3 separate regions of the Homo sapiens genome follow, and all the other regions are linked to region 1. A link is a contact called in ENCODE Hi-C data. All regions are on one chromosome and are shown on one strand. The core of a region is the stretch at or near the end of the contact, and the rest is flanking DNA. Distances in the headings are between cores, read along the strand shown.

Region 1 (3,382 bases), core at 482-2,981:
AAAAATTGAGTGATGCCAGATAATATAAGATATGGTGACATTTTTACCAAGTTAAAAACAAGCCACACACATACACCTACAGTTCAGTGATATCTACCTGAAAAATACAACTTTTAAGAAAAGCCAGAGAATGGTAAACATAAAGTTTAAGGTAGTTTAACTTGATGAGGAAAAGAGAAAGGACTTGGGAAAGAAGTTTCACCGATACTGGTTTATGGTTCTTGAGACATTGTTTTCCAAGTTGTTTATATACAGTTTCATGACTTACATGTAGATTACATATATAATTGTATATGTCTCAAAATACATATTTCAAGAGAGAAGTTTCCTAGACCAAATGGCCCAAAGGCAAACTGTTTTATTCAGTGAAAATCGGTAAACATGAACTCAAGAAAAGTACAAGGAATATGATATATTTGTGGGGAGTGTTGATGGGGGCCGGGGGAGCATGGGGAGTGGAGAAAAATGGGAAAAAAGCAGGAAAGCTTGGAGAATAATTGTGTGTGTGTGTTTGTGTGTGCGTGTGTCTTGATTTTATTGATTTTATTTCTCCTTTCTCCATAAGATACTCTCAGTTGCTGATGATCTCTTCTTACACCCTGTAAAATATTTGGTTAAGGACCCATGGAAAAAGGGAGAAAATATAGACCTACCCTCCCCAGGACAAAATGCTTGTCCACCGTCAGGCTGATAAATGCACAGGCTGGAGGGAGAACTAAACGTGGTGTCAAAAACCCCAGAGTCTCATTTCTACTCGAAAAGTGTGACCAGGTGGGGGTATTCATGCCTTCGAATAAATGGGGCATCTAGTGATAAAATGTATGTGAGATCAAGTTGTAAGCTGTAAAATGCTATGTTTATATAAAGGTCACGGTGACTTTCACTAGACCCAGGATCTTAAGTTGTGTGCTTCTGCAGATAAAGACCCTAGCCTTAATTTGCTGAGTCTATTTTCCATTTCGTACAAGTCCCATTTTGCTATGTTTAGAAATACCTTTTTAGCTTTGAAAATCAGAGTTTGAAAGAGATGGAAATAATCCTCCCCAAACATTATGACTGAAGCTGTATCACAAAATATTATAATGAAAAGTGAAAAGAAAACTGTCTGGATATCACACAGATCTACTAGTGAATATCATAAAACACTTATGTTTGAATCGTAGGCTTCATGTGATTTTGAATTTTTATGTCAATTAGACAACCAGTAAAGAACACTTTAATAATTAATAATAATAGCAATAATAGCAGTATTGTTTGGTAATGCCAAGAATGTACCACACACACACACTGAGAAACTCCCAATATGACACCCTATTTATTTTCAAAGCTATATTTTGAGGTCATTATCAAGACCCATTTGCCAGTGGGGATTGGCAAACCCACAAAGTTAAATCAACTTGCCCAAGAACACTCAGCAATTAGAAAGTGGCTAAGCTGAGATTTCAACCTCAGTATGTCTGCAGATAAAGCCACTCACATTATAGCCAGGTCCTGATACGTAATTTCCAAAGATGTAACAGCCAGGAGAATGTGTCAGCCAAGCTGAGAATAACCCTATTTTATGAAGGACTTCAATGTATTTAACACATTCAACTACTCAGAGCAATGGATAAGCATTTGGGAGCAGCCAGCCTTCAGCTCCAGCTCTAAGAAGGGAGGGTCACAAAGCCCGGGGTGGAAGGAAAAAGCGAATCCATCCCGATTCCAATTGCCAAGCCACACAGCTCCGTCCAGAAACCCAGAGCTGCTACTATTGGCACAGGGTGTTCAAAAGCTGATGAGGCCTTAAAGGGAGTGGATCTCACATTCTTGCATCCATTGCCTTCCCTCAGCAAGTCCTGTGTGCTCCCTTTGAACTTATTTCCAGGTCTGGTGCTAAGGGACATGCACCGGCGCCCCTCCAAACCAGGCTTGGGCTAAGGTGCTGACCACAGCGCTTTGTGTTGGGTCCACAGCACACAGCCGTGGAAGCTGGGACTTCTAATAGGCACCTCATTGATGGGGAAGCTGTAATAGAGAGAAGAGGTTGCCAAGGTCAAGCAGCACGCAGGAGGCCGGACAAGGAGTGGGAGGGCGTCCGTCTGCTCTGAAGCTCATGATCTTTATAATACCACAAGCAATCCCTAAAAGGCAAGGGTTCTAAACTGGGGGAAACTGGGTTCTCAACCCAGGGAGTTTTGGTCATCATAACTCAGGTGGGCAGTGCTCCTGATGTCTAGTTTGTAGAGGCCAGAGATGCTGCTCCACATCCTTCAACACATAGGTCAGCCCCTGGCCCCAGCACACACACATACCACAAAGAACTATCCTCCCCCAAATGTCAAGAGTGCCAAGGTTGAGAAACCCTGGCTAAGTTGCTGTTAAAGAAACAGAAATGGGAGAGAGTAAAGTCCACCCTAGGAAAGGGGCCTAGTAATAGCAACTCGCCTGCATTCTAAGGACCCAGGCACTGGCCAAACCGACCCTTAGTAAATCTCTGTCATCATCTATGCAGGATTGTTTGAAATGCCCAGAGACAGCCGAGAATACCATTCCCCACCTTAAATCTCTTTCACAAGAGGTCTACAGCTTTGAAGAACTGCCAAAGATAGGGAGGTAGAGGCTGGGGGGCAAAGACGGGAGTGGAAGGGATTATTTATTATTATTATTACTATTTTCTGGATACCCAGAGCAACTAGGGACAGAGCAACACTGAGAGCACCAGGTTGAATCTCTAGGGAAACACTCTGCTTCCCCAGAATCACATCTCAGTGTCCAAAGGGAGCAGGGAAATGTGTCTGTGAAGGGTTAAGTATGTATCTTCTCTTGCTGGCGTGTCTCCCGGGCTAAATGAAGGCTGTTTCATCTCACATGGATATGAAAGACAAAGTGTGCAGATTGAAAACATCTGTACACCGAGTGAATGGACCACATGTCCACGGTGCCATGCCGGGGTTTAGCTAGATCAGTGCCCTTTTTGTTTGACTTTGGAAGAGCAACACAAATAAATACAGTAGGTTCCATTTAAACAAAGAACTCTGATCAATAGAGGTTTGTATAGCTTACGACCTTCAACCGTATGCAGAAATTTGAGGTAAAAATCCACAAATCCCAGATCAATTACCAGATTATTTACCCTCTTCCACCGCTAATGTTCCAATCTGCCTTGCATATTAAATAGCCAGGGAGGAAAAGGATTTATATTGCAGAGAAGAGGGAAGGCTGCATGGATTTATTAGCCGTGGTAATCAAAGCGTGTGCCATACGTTTTCTATATAAACACGGCCGGGGTGATTGTGCAAATCGGCTAAAATGAATTTTCAATTCCAAGACTTTTCAGGCAATGTTACCAGTAGCTTTAATAATCTTTTTCTATTTTTTGAAGGGGCGTTAACCATCTGCC
Region 2 (3,382 bases), core at 503-3,002, 840 kb before region 1:
GGTTGCCTGTTCACTCTGATGGTAGTTTCTTTTGCTGTACAGAAGCTCTTTAGTTTAATTAGATCCCATTTGTCAATTTTGGCTTTTGTTGCCATTGCTTTTGGTGTTTTAGACATGAAGGCCTTGCCCGTGCCTATGTCCTGAATAGTAATGCCTAGGTTTTCTTCTAGGGTTTTTATGGTTTTAGGTCTAGCGTTTAAGTCTTTAATCCATCTTGAATTGATTTTTGTATAAGGTGTAAGGAAGGGATCCAGTTTCAGCTTTCTACATATGGCTAGCCAGTTTTCCCAGCACCATTTATTAAATAGGGAATCCTTTCCCCATTTCTTGTTTTTCTCAGGTTTGTCAAAGATCAGATAGTTGTAGATATGCAACGTTATTTCTGAGGGCTCTGTTCTGTTCCATTGATCTATATCTCTGTTTTGGTACCAGTACCATGCTGTTTTGGTTACTGTAGCCTTGTAGTATAGTTTGAAGTCAGGTAGCGTGATGCCTCCAGCTTTGTTCTTTTGGCTTAGGATTGACTTGGCAATGTGGGCTCTTTTTTGGTTATTTATTTATTTATTTTTATTTTTATTTTTATTTTTTTGAGATGGAGTCTCGCTCTGTCGCCCAGGCTGGAGTGCAGTGGTGCAATCTTGGCTCACTGCAAGCTCCGCCTCCTGAGTTCACGCCATTCTCCTGCCTCAGCCTCCCGAGTAGCTGGGACTACAGGCGCCTGCCACCATGCCCAGCTGATTTTTTTTGTATTTTTATTAGAGACGGGGTTTCACCGTGTTGGGCAGCATGGTCTCATCTCCTGACCTCGTGGTCCGCCCGCCTCAGCCTCCCAAAGTGCTGGGATTCCAGGCGTGCGCCACTGCGCCTGGCCGACACCTCCTTGTTTATTGATAGATGGGTATGGTGCTTCTGAGCCTGAAACGCTGTGACTAACTCCATGCCACTCAATCTGAAAACCTAGATAACATCATCACTTCCATAGAGAAATACAACTCAACAAAACAGCCTAAAGGAGGGCTAGAAAGCCTGAAGAGAGAAATAACTATTAAAGAAATTGGGCCAGGAGTGGTGGCTCATGCCTGTAATCCCAGCACTTTGGGAGGCTGAGGCAGTGGATAGCTTGAGCCCAGGAGTTCAAGACCAGCCTGGGCAACATGGCGAAACCCTGTCTCTCCAAAAAAATACAAAAATTAGCCAGGTGTGGTGGCACATGCCTGTAGTCCCAGCTTTCCAGGGAGCTGAGGTGGGAGGATCACTTGAGCCCAGGAGGTGGAGGCTGCAGTGAGCTGTGATTGTGCCACTGCACTCCAGCCTGGGCGACAGAGCGAGACTCTGTCTCAAAAAAAAAAAAAAAAAAAAAAAAATACATTGAATTGGTTGTTAAAAAGTCCTCAGAAGAAGTAAGAAAGGAGGAACACAAGGCCCAGAGGGTTTTGCAGGCAAATCTAAACGTTCTAGAATAGATCATCTGACCACACATTCTAGAGCAGATAACCCCTCCCTTATCCAAATGATTATGGAGAACAGGAAAATGGGAAAATACTCCCAACTCCTGTGACGAGGTCAGTATGACCTGGATTTCCAAACCAGACAAAGAGAGGAGGAGAAATGCAAATTACAAGTCAATCTCACTTCAGAATGCAGTAGTGAAAGTCCTGAATAACCTTCTGGGCTTATTATAGTTCCCTTGATACTTCCTCAAAACTACGACTGTTTCAGAAACATCTCATTCCTTGCCCTGAACTTGACCCCAGTTCATTGCCTTTAGAATCACCACTGCTTCTCTGGGTGAGGAGCTTGTCCCAGAAGAGGCCCAGGGAAACTGGTTCAGGAAGGCTCTGACTGTCATCGGCAGTGGCCCCACACTATCTGGTGAACCACTGAGAGGTCAGGAAGGGTGTTCCCGGGGCAGCCTCTTGTCAGCACAGGTATCCATGTATCCACTTCCCTGAGCCCAGCTGTTCTTCCTGACCCACTTCAAGTACCCACCCCCAGGCCAACACACTTTCACTAACCTTTTCAATTTTTAAAAGCAGATGATTTTTCCAAGTCAGTAACAACAAAAACTTGAGGGTTTTTTAATCTTTTGTCTTTCACAGGGTGGCAAGTAAGGAAGGTGTGCTAATGAACTAACTTAAAACCCTTTGATGTGGTGGTGTTAAGACCCTGTCCAACTTGGCCACCGCCCTATGCACATGGAAAGTGCCAGGCTGTGATGGGAAATCCGACTCTTTAACCAGGAGCAACTTGACCTATGGCAGATCCAAGGGGAGAATCGATTCTCCCCGCTTGGCTCCTGAATTCTGGATTTGATTTTGGTGCCCAGAAGAGGATGATGGAGTCTTGACCACTGTCAAGGTTTAGAAACCAACTAATTGCTTTTCCTACCTGCTCAGCTGTCGTTTTCCTCCCTCAATGTCCTTAGGAAAGTCTTAGGCACTGTTTGCTCATGGCTATCCATCAGGGGACTTCCAAAAAGGGTATAGTGGGGGAGTGGAAGCGATCCTCCCCAGGAGCAAGCAGTAAGCGGGTACAGTGTCTGTAGAGGGCTCCAAAACAATAATAAAACTTCACCTCCTAATGTCGGTGAAAAGCCGCTCTCCTTATTGAGGGTTCCAAAACAATAATAAAACTTCACCTCCTAATGTCGGTGAAAAGCCGCTCTCCCTGTTGAGGGTTCCAAAACAATAATAAAACTTCACCTCCTAATGTCGGTGAAAAGCCACTCTCCCCATTGAGGTGGATCCCAGGGCCTTCCTCCACCCTGACTCCTCACACAAAGCAGCCAGTCTTCATGAATGATGATGATAATGGTGGCAGCGGTGGTGGTGGTGGTGATGGTAGCAATAGTAGCTAACATTTCTTGAGGTCTTACTGCAGGTAACGCCTAGCTCTTTGTATTTGATCTACTAAATGTGATTTAATTTCCTCAGTGGTTCTCTGATGGAGCAGTTTAACAACATAGCAACATAACAAGGTTACCTGGGATCAACCTTGTTTATAGATGGGGAAGCTGAGGCTCAGCAAGGGTAAGACACAGCACTGAGAGAAGGAATTAGGGTGTGGTGCCGGGTCTGGGGATGCTGAAGCTGTTGGGGGTCTGTGACCAGTTTTGTAAATGAAGAAAGGTACTTCAGGGATTCAGGTTGAAGCCAACAGACCTTTCCCAGATGCCAAGGGCATTGTTCTGGCCAACACCCCTGGGCCTGCCTTTGAGGCATCTTCAGTAGTATCAGAGATGCTGACTTGGCATTCCAGGGAGGTGGAACCTCTGGTCCTGGTGATTTTCCTTAGGGCCTTAGATTAAAACACACACACATGTATGCATGTACATACACATGCACATATTCACATCACAGATGTACACATCACACACTCATGC
Region 3 (3,382 bases), core at 241-2,740, 740 kb before region 1:
ACATTACTCTACAGATTAAAATCCATTGAAGGCTTTGTACCAGATTCAGTTTAAATACCATCCTGTATCTGAGCACTTGCCTTGCTTTCTAGCTGGGGCAGCCCTAGCAGCGTCTTATATTGTTCCCTAGTTTTATAGCCAGGTTGTTGAGGCAGCAGGTGGGGAAGCCAGGTAGTAGGCTTCAGAGAGAATAGATATACATGTTTCTTATCAGACTTAAAGAGTCTTTTCTGTCAGTCTTAAGGTCTGTGTTGATGTTAATGCTCGTCAGCTGGGCCTGAATTACAAAGGGAGGAGCATGCCTCTACTGTTGCTCCAAATCCCAGTTACTGTTAGGGTCTCTCCGGCCATGAGCCTGCATGGCCCTCTTTTCTCCTGCCCAGGGGCTTCCTCCAGGTGCAAGACACTACATGATCCACCTGGTGTTCCCACATGCCCAGTGCTTACACATCAGAAGTGCAGGAGTTAATCACCTATGGGGCAAATGTTGACCAATGCCTTATGGAAGCCTTGTGTAAAGTCCCCTGTCTTCCCTCGCTTAGATGGATGTTTCAGAGATGCAATCTTTCTCACGTTCTCTGCAAAGATGCCTGGTAAAGCCAAAGAGATCATCTTGTCACCAAGTCATGACCAGTTGGGTAATGACATCCTTCTATTTGCTCCCAGTGCCTCCCTTACTTACTCCCCCTTTCCCTCATTTCTACTTCCCAGGGATTGCACTCCCTGGAAAGCTTTACCCTCGGGCTCAGTTTCCTAGGGAACCACGGACTAGAAGTTCTCATTTTGAGGTCTTCATAGACCTCATCTCTTCTCATGATGCCACTCCTTCTTCTCCCTGTACTCAATGTTCCAACTTCTACAATCTACTCTTGGTTTCCCCTACCAGCCAGCAGTCCCATTCCTTTGTTTACACTGTGTCCTTGTCTTCAAAACCTATTAATACCTATTATTCTATCAAGACTTCACTCAGGGATCACCCCTCTCCCCCACCGCCAGGAGCCTTCCCTGATCCTCCTCCCCTCTCCACATAGAATTAATCATTCCTCTTCTTCACCCTGTTGTATTCTTCCAGAGTTCTCTGATAGCAGCTCCACTTGGTACTTCATTGCATGTACTTATTCATGCTCAAATGCAAGTTCCACAAGGGAAGATATTTTTTGCATTTTGTACATTTTTGTGCCCATTTTTTGAATAAATGAATATCTGACCCTTTCAGCTATGCGACTATGTTTTGCACATCAGTGTCTCCAAATGCCATCCTAGGGCCATTGTAGGGTGTACAGAGCAGAAGCTCATACATATTTGATGAATGCATGAGTGAAATTTAGTCTAAATCATTGAGCATGTATTGAACAATCATCATGAGCAGAGATGAACCCCTCATGCTAACCATTTGCCTCAACAATGCACAAAGTTTCTCACAAAAAGCAGCCAGACGCTGTGGATGAGTCATTTCAAAACCAACCCAGTACTAAGAAGACAACCACAAGCTTTGAGTCGCTACATGGCTGGCCAGAAGCTTGATCTTCTGAGTGTGAGTCCCAGCTGGGAAGCACAAACTATTGTGTTCACCGCAGGAGTCAGAAATGCCTGGGCCTGTCTAGAAGATGATGGGATGGCCTCATGGAGATTCTTTGCTCAGGGTCTCCTGGGAAAGAAACATTCTGAAGGAAGATTGAATCCAGGCCAAAAGCTTGCTGCAAGAACAGAGGTCCATATCTGAGGAAGGCGCTTCCCCACTGAACTCCCCCTAGAGCAAGGCAGCTATGGTAAAACCTGAGCACAGAACCAAAGAGCTGCTTCATATCAAAACTTGGTGAGGCGCTGCAAGCACAGAGCCGTGGTGTTTTTTAACCAGGGAAACAGGATGTAGCCCGAGTGGGGATAGGTACTTTCCCACCAGGGGTGGTTGTTGGAGCCCATGATGGCGTCAAGCTAGAGGACATAGTGCAGTGCAGTGGGGCTTTGGGAACAGCAATGGACGCTTCCACAGAGAGATGGCGCTGGAGCTGGTGAGCAGGACTATATGGCAGGCTCCATGGAATACCTAAAAGGGGCTTGTTCTTGAGCTGATGTGTGATGCCCCTGGTAGCATATAGTGGGGATAATGGGAAGATTAAGTCAGAGAAGGAAAGTTTTTGTATTGCTGTTGCTATTTTATATTTTTATTGTTGTATCAAATGACCCTAGGTTCTGACATATATATAAACCATTGGTAATTGATTTAATTATATAATTTATGTAAAGTCTTAACCCAATGTCTGTACATAGTAAGTGCTCAATTGCTTTTAGCTATTATTATTATTATTATTAATGAAGGAGATAGTACTAATTCATCCAGGCCGCTATAACAAAATACCATAAACTGGGTAGCCTATAAGCCACTGAAATCCATTGCTCACAGTTCTAGAGGCTGGGAAGTCCAAGATCAAGGCACCAGTAGATTTTATGTCTGGTGAGAGCCTACTTTCTCAGATGGCACCTTCTCACTGCGTCCTCACATGATGGAAGGAGCAGGGAGCTCTCTCAGGCCTATTTTATAAGGGCACTGATTCCATTCATGGTGGATTTGCCCTCATAACCTAATCAACTCGTAAAGGCCCCGCCTCCTAATACCATCACCTTGGCAGTTACATTTCAACATAGGAATTTTAGGGGAACACAAAAATTCACACCATAGCACCAGGGTCGGGGATAGAGAAATGGCTTTTGATTACAATTGCTCTGACCCCTGTTTTTATCTCTGGACTAATAATAGGGCTGGGGATCACATAGGCAATGTTTAAATACGTGTGTTGAAGTTATTAAAAAAAGAAGGAGAGAAAGAGAGACTCAGAATAGAGACTTGCAGATTCTAGTTTCCATCTTGGTTCTACCCACATGGATTGAGTGTCACCATATGTCCCTGGGCTAGGCACTCTTGGCTTGCCATTGTACTTAACCCTCTTGGAATTTTTCTGAGTCGTAATTTTTCCCTGTGAAAGATAGGGAAACTGAGGCTTGGGGACTGGAAGATATCTAGTAAGTCTTGCTCTCCTGTGAAATATAGGGAAATTGGCCAGGCAAGGTAGCTCAAGCGTGTAATCCCAGCACTTTGGGAAGCTGGGGTGGGTGAATTACCTCAGATCGGGAGCTCGAGACCACCCTGACCACATGGAGAAACCCCATCTCTACTAAAAATACAAAATTAGCCAGGCATGGTGGTGCATGCCTGTAATCCCTGCTACTCGGGAGGCTGAGGCAGGAGAATCGCTTGAACCCAGGAGGCGGAGGTTACAGTGAGCCGAGATCATGCTATTGTACTACTCCCGTCTGGGCAACAAGAGTGAAACACCTTCAAAAAAAAAAGAAAAGGAAGGAAGAAGGAAAGAAGAAAGAAAGA

Evidence for each region. A loop is a pair of places that touch in the nucleus more often than their neighbours do. Pooled maps may share reads with other maps.
Region 2: a map with no recorded cell type shows a loop between it and region 1 (4-fold over the local background). The contact joins two enhancer-like sites. A Hi-C loop is called at or near these places in 5 of 37 single-sample maps with no recorded cell type and 2 of 50 pooled maps.
Region 3: a loop to region 1 is called in a map with no recorded cell type, with 8 times the contacts of the local background. The contact joins two enhancer-like sites. A Hi-C loop is called at or near these places in 4 of 37 single-sample maps with no recorded cell type and 7 of 50 pooled maps.

The regions. Positions count from the first base shown.
Region 1 is chr16:79,838,565-79,841,946 of GRCh38, reverse strand. No RefSeq gene overlaps it. Among named protein-coding and RNA genes, the nearest start is that of LINC01228, 13 kb to the right of the region's middle. Within about 2 kb of position 1,731, at least 4 of the 41 ENCODE cell types and tissues checked have a DNase peak (open chromatin) inside an H3K27ac peak, as active enhancers do.
Region 2 is chr16:80,674,946-80,678,327 of GRCh38, reverse strand. The region is part of intron 2 of CDYL2 (chromodomain Y like 2); the gene reads left to right. Among named protein-coding and RNA genes, the nearest start is that of LINC01227, 100 kb to the right of the region's middle. Within about 2 kb of position 1,752, at least 3 of the 41 ENCODE cell types and tissues checked have a DNase peak (open chromatin) inside an H3K27ac peak, as active enhancers do.
Region 3 is chr16:80,578,764-80,582,145 of GRCh38, reverse strand. No RefSeq gene overlaps it. Among named protein-coding and RNA genes, the nearest start is that of LINC01227, 7.6 kb to the right of the region's middle. RefSeq lists an enhancer at 1,480-1,969. Within about 2 kb of position 1,490, at least 3 of the 41 ENCODE cell types and tissues checked have a DNase peak (open chromatin) inside an H3K27ac peak, as active enhancers do.